2 separate regions of the Homo sapiens genome follow, and region 2 is linked to region 1. The links are chromatin loops, found by intact Hi-C in ENCODE. Cell type or tissue: stomach. All regions are shown on one strand. Links, peaks and the distances in the headings refer to the core of each region. The heading gives the core; the rest is flanking DNA. Region 1 overlaps AOC2 (amine oxidase copper containing 2). Region 2 has its middle 22 kb from the start of AARSD1.

The links. A loop is a pair of places that touch in the nucleus more often than their neighbours do. Peaks named below come from ENCODE experiments on the same cell type or tissue, not always from the same donor. Only the 100,000 strongest peaks of a DNase experiment are listed, where the experiment ranks them.
Region 2: it touches region 1 in a loop (3-fold over the local background); 92 of 110 quality-filtered maps call a loop at or near these places.

The regions. Positions count from the first base shown.
Region 1 is chr17:42,846,209-42,849,122 of GRCh38, forward strand. It overlaps AOC2 (amine oxidase copper containing 2), which reads left to right. Exons shown (of 4, transcript NM_009590.4): 1 at 1-6; 2 at 2,878-2,914. Among named protein-coding and RNA genes, the nearest start is that of AOC2, 3.1 kb to the left of the region's middle. In stomach, for the core only: no CTCF peak of the experiment used is centred there; no DNase peak of the experiment used is centred there; H3K27ac peaks cover 265 bases.
Region 2 is chr17:42,940,786-42,943,699 of GRCh38, forward strand. No RefSeq gene overlaps it. Among named protein-coding and RNA genes, the nearest start is that of AARSD1, 22 kb to the right of the region's middle. In stomach, for the core only: no CTCF peak of the experiment used is centred there; no DNase peak of the experiment used is centred there.

The DNA of each region.
Region 1 (2,914 bases), core at 284-2,783:
TGGCAGGTGAGTGCTGAGGGGATGAGGATGGAGACTTGGGGGCGGGGTCAGGTGGGGTGGAGGGAAGGGAAGGGAATCTCCCAGGTCAAGCTGAAATAACAAGTGGCAAGAGCAGGGTGTTCCAACACCACAGCTCTAGTGGCAACAGGGCAGGGACTGTTTGAGCATATTCAGTGCAGTGAGTCTGGTACTGGGCTACTGGGTATCTGGTAAAAGGTGAAAAGAGTTCCCCCGCCCAGCCCCTCTGACTTGCTATGATTGTGAAACTAGTTTAAATGTAATGGCTGGGCATGATTGCCTTAGCCTCAAGTGACACTGGGTGGGTGAACTGGCCCAATGGGGCTGGAGTTGGAGCACTTTGCTTCTTCCTAATTCTGAGGGTCAGTAGGGGTGGGGAGGGCAGGGTCCTGAGCCGAGGTCGGAAGAAGTCTGTCCAGAGTCTTCAGGGTGGGGGTCGACCTGGGGCTTAGGAAGGAGAGGGTAGCAAAGCTGGGGTTGCTCCCCAGGATAGGGCCACTCCTCATCGGGAGGGCCATCCCATTCCTGTCATCACAGTTGACTCATGGCAGGCACACAGCTTGCTGCAAGTATGGAAAGAGATTTCTCAAGCACAAAGGGCTCAAAGCACACAGAGGACTTGCTGTTCCTGACAGACTTTGTCAAGGACAGAAAGGAACTTACAGACTCACACACTGATCCACAAAGAAAATTAGAAACTCACCAGACCCTCTCCATTTTAAGGGAAACTAAGGAGGGTGGCGGGAGATGGGACAGGAAATGACTGCCCAAGTATAATGCAACATAAACTAGTATTTCTTGTGAAATGTTTTCTTATCCTCAAGTCTAAAGACATGGCACGTGCGTGCCTGCGTGTGTCTCTGTGCATGCACTTGCACTTGTGTTCGCAGTGGTGTGGAGGGTAGGAAGGACTAATAGCATGATTGAAATGATCATATTAACTAGATTACTCTTTGACATACTTGGATTTTGACTTGTCTTCTGATTGGAAGTTTTTCTTCAGCATCTTTGGCATTAAAGAGGCTTGTTTTGGGAAGTAACATTTATTGGACCCCTAGCGTGTGCAGCATGGGCTGCTGCTGTGGGCCAGAGAGGCTGTGTCAGGCACCAGCTCACAGGATGGCTGCAGAGGCACCAGCTTCAGTGCAGTGCCTCCCGTGCCAGGTACCTTCATATAGGTCTCGTTGAACTTACAGTCCAGACCTGCAGAAAGTGTATGACCAAGTGCTGAGTTAGGCAGTGCAGGTTATGGATGCTGTAGAATTCCAAGGAACTCCCAGACAAAGGTATGAATGTGCTTGCTTCTGAAAAACACTGACAGTACTTCCCACCTTGCTGAGATCAAAAGTGAAGTCTCAGAGCTGGGAGGAGTATGCAGGGGACCATGGGAAGGGATTGGGTTTTCTTTTTTTGAGGCAGTGTCTCACTGTCACCCAGGCTGGAGTGCAGCGGTGCAATCACAGGTTACTGCAGCCCTGACCTCCTGGGCTCAAGCAATCCTCCTGCCTCAGCCTCCTTAGTAGCTGGGATGACAGGCATACACTACCACGCCCAGCTTTTTTTTTTTTTTTGAAGACAGAGTCTCACTCTGTTGCCCAGGCTGGAGCACGGTGGTGCAATCTCAGTTCACCGCAACCTCCACCTCCCAGGTTCAAGCGATTCTTGTGTCTCGGCCTCCAGAGTAGCACACCACCACACCTGGCTAATTTTTTTAAATTATTTATTTATTTAAGTAGAGATGGGGTTTCACCATGTTGGCCAGGCTCATCTTGAACTCCCGGTCTCAAGTGATCCACTCGCCTCGGCTTCCCAAAGTGCTGTGAGCTACCATGCCCGGCCTTTTTTTTTTTTTTTTTTTTTTTTTTAAGAGGCAGTGTTTCATTCCGTTACCCCAGCTGGTGTCCAGCACCTGGGTTCAAGGGATCTGCATCACCCTGCCACCAGCCTCCTGAGTTGCAAGCTGCCACACCCGGCTCAGGAGTCAGTTTTTCAGCTAGCTTCTCCAAGACAAATATCATTATCCCTTTCATAGTTAAAAGAATGTCACTAGTCAGCTGCAAGTGCTTTTCTGTTTATTGGGCACAGCCATAGAACAGCTTTAATTATGCCCAGTGTAGGGATTCAGAAAGTGAATCAGAGAAGCAAATTGGTCCAGGGACTGTTTGGTAGTCCAGTGCTAATAGAACTTTCTGTAGTGATAGAAATATTCCGTATTTGAGCTGTGGCTCTAAACAATAGTCACTAGCCATGTGTGGCAACTGGGCACTTCAAGTGTGGCTAGTGTGACAGAGGAACTGAATATATATATATATATATATACATATATATATATATATATATTTTAGACAGAGTCTTGCTCTGTTGCCCAGGCTAGAGTGCAGTGGTGTGACCTCAGCTCATTGCAGCCACAACCTACTGGGCTCAAGCAATCCTCCTACCCCAGCTTCCCAAGTAACTGGGACCACAGGCATGTACCACCATGCCTGGCTGATTTTTTTATTGTTTGTAGAGTCAGGGTTTCACCACGTTGCACAGGCTGGTCTCAAACTCCTGGGCTCACATGATCCACCCGCCTCAGCCTCCCAAAGTGCTGGGATTGCAGGTGTGAGCCACCTCAGCTGGCCCTAAGTTTTAATTTTCATAGCCACGTGTGGCTAGTGGTTACCCTATCGGATAGGGCAAGTTGGAAGAAGATAGGAGCTTGCTCTTGCCCAGACCTCCTGGCTCCCAGCACAGTGTGCTCTGATGCTCTCTCTGCCTTTTGTCACACCAGTGCAGTGGACATCATGGGGAAGACAGGGACCTGGCCCAGAGACCTTACCTGGTGTGGAACTCATCTCCTTTCCCTCCCCCTGGCAGGGCTGAAAAACTGGGTGGTAGCTGAAGACGTGGTGTT
Region 2 (2,914 bases), core at 312-2,811, 95 kb after region 1:
AGATTGCTAGTTCAAAGATGTGCCCTTCCATTTACTAAGTGACTTTAGGCAAACTCCTTCTCTTGGTGTCTCAGTATCCTCAGCTGTGAAATGGGGATGACATTAAGACCGATTTCGGCCGGGCATGGTGGCTCAAGCCTGTAATCCCAGCACTTTGGGAGGCCGAGGCGGGTGGATCACGAGGTCGGGAGATTGAGACCATCCTGTCGAACACGGTGAAACCCTGTCTCTACTAAAAAACAAGAACTTAGCCGGGCGTGGTGGCGGGCACCTGTAGTCCCAACTACTTGGGAGGCTGAGGCAGGAGAATGACGTGAACCCGGGAGGCGGAGCTTGCAGTGAGCCGAGATCACGCCACTGCACTCCAGCCTGGGTGACAGAGTGAGACTCCATATCAAAAAAAAAAAAAAAAAAAAAGACCTATTTCATGGGGGTTGTTATGACGATTAAATGAGTTAATTTTTATAATGTGCTCAGAACAACGCCTGGGAGAACTATATAAGTGTTGATTTAATGCCAACCAATAATTAAATGATGCCAAACAATAATACAATAAAAATTACACGATGGTTTGAAGTCGGCTTTTCACTATTTAGACTTGCAACTGACAGACGTTTTTTGTTTTGTTTTGTTTTGTTTTGTTTCGTTTCCAGATGGAGCTTCGCTTTTGTTGCCCAAGAATAGGAGTGCAGTGGTGTGATCTTGGCTCGCTGCAACCTCCGCCTCCTGGGTTCAAGCGATTCTTCAGCCTCAGCCTCCCAAGTAGCTGAAATTACAGACGCCCGCCACCACACCGGCTAAATTTTGTATTTTTAGTAGAGACGGGGTTTCGCCATGTTGGCCAGGCTAGTCTTGAACTCCTGACCTCAGGTGATCTGTCCACCTCAGCCTCCCAAAGTGCTGGGATTACAGGTGTGAGCCACTGCGCCTGGCCTTGACAGAGGTTTTTATTAATCATAACTTCTTGTTTGTCTTCATGAGGTCTCTTTCAGGCTGTTATGCCTTGGTCACCCTCTTCTGCTGAGGTCTAACAAAGGGCTTACTTTCTGCTAAGGGGAAGAAAAGTTGGCCTCATGGGGTCAGAAGAAATGGTTTAACAGTGGTGGAAGAGGCTCTTAGAGTGTAAAGTGACGCAAGCAAGTTTCATGTCAGTCTTATTCTTTGCTTCTTTGTAGCTGCCACATAAAAGGTGCCCAACATATGTATGGTTCATTGATGAATCCAGTAACCCCAAGACAATGGTCATCTTCTGTGGCTGGCAGACAATTCACAGCTCTGGAATTTCTATAAAGAAAAGGCTAGGATGGGCATGGTGACTCACGCCTGTAATCCCAGCACTTTGGGAGGCCAAGGCAGGTGGATCACGAGGTCAGGAGTTCGAGTCCAGCCTGGCCAACATAGTGAAACCCCATCTCTACTAAAAATACAAAAATTAGCCGGGCGTGGTAGTACACACCTGTAGTCCCAGCTACTTGGGAGGCTGAGGCAGGAGAATTGCTTGAACCCAGGAGGCGGAGGTTGTGGTGAGCTGAGATTGCACCACTGTACTCCAGCCTGGGCAACAGAGCAAGATTCCATCTCAAAAAAAAAGGAGAGAAAAGGCTGAAGTCCGGGTGCAGTGGCTCATGCCTGTAATCTCAGCACTTTGGGTATGTTTGCTTGTTTGTTTGTTTGACATGGAGTCTCACTCTGTGACCCAGGCTGGAGTGCAGTGACATGATCTTGGCTCACTGCAACCTCCACCTCCCGGGTTCAAACGATTCTCCTGCCTCATCCTCCTGAGTAGCTGGGACTACAGGTGCGCACCACAATGCCCGGCTACTTTTTGTATTTTTAGTAGAAATGGGGTTTCACTATGTTGGCCAGGCTGGTCTTGAACTCCTGACCTCAAGCGATCCTGCTGCCTCGGCCTCCCAAAGTGCTGGGATTACAGGCATGAACCACTACACCCGGCCATAATCTCAGCACTTTGGGAGACTGAAGCAGGAGGATTACTTGAACACAGTTCTAGACCAGCTTGGGCAACATAGTGAGACCCCTGTCTCTACAAAAATTTTAAAAATTAGGCGAATGCGGTGGCATATGCTTGTAGTCCCAACTACTCAGGCAGCTGAGGCGGAAGAATTGCTTGAGTCCAGGAGATCAAGGCTGCAGTGAGACACGATCACATCACTGTACCCTGTACTCCAGCCTGGGTGACACAGCGAGACCCTGTCTCAAAAAAAAAAAAAGAGGGGGGCTTATGCATGGCCATGTGGTTGGAAGGGAAACCAGCAGACTTCCATCAAGTAAAGAAAAATATCAAGCTTTTAAAGAATTAAAGTTAACTTTATTCAGAAGTCTTGCTGAAGACTATAGATTGAGGCCTCTAGCCTAGGAGCAGGCTCTGGCCCAGTGTTTCAGATCCCTGCTTATATATAGGGGTGGAGGTTCTGTATGTGCAAAATCCCATCAGACTTGCTCAGAATTACATGAAAGCAGAATCACAGCAAGATTTGTGTGTCAGAGTACATCTGGTCCTAGATCACAGAGGCATCATCACTAACCCCGTCAGATGTCATCTTATGTATAGGAAAAGCCAGGGATTAAGGCCATTCTTTTTTTTTTTTTTTTTTTTTTTTTTTTTGAGACAGGGTCTCACTCCATCACCCAGGCTGGCATGCAGTAGCACAATCATGGCTCACTGCAGTCTCAACCTCCCCAGGTTCAGGTAATCCTCCCACCTCAGCCTTCCAAATAGCTGAGACTACAGGTGCACACCACCACGCCCAGCCAATTGTTGTATTTTTTTGTAGAGATGAGGTTTTGCCATGTTGCCCAGGCTGGAGGTCATTCATCTTTTAAGGAATGCAGTGACTCCGGCAAGAGGACAAGAGACATGGGGGCTGTGTATTCTGTTTTGTTGTCTTCAAAG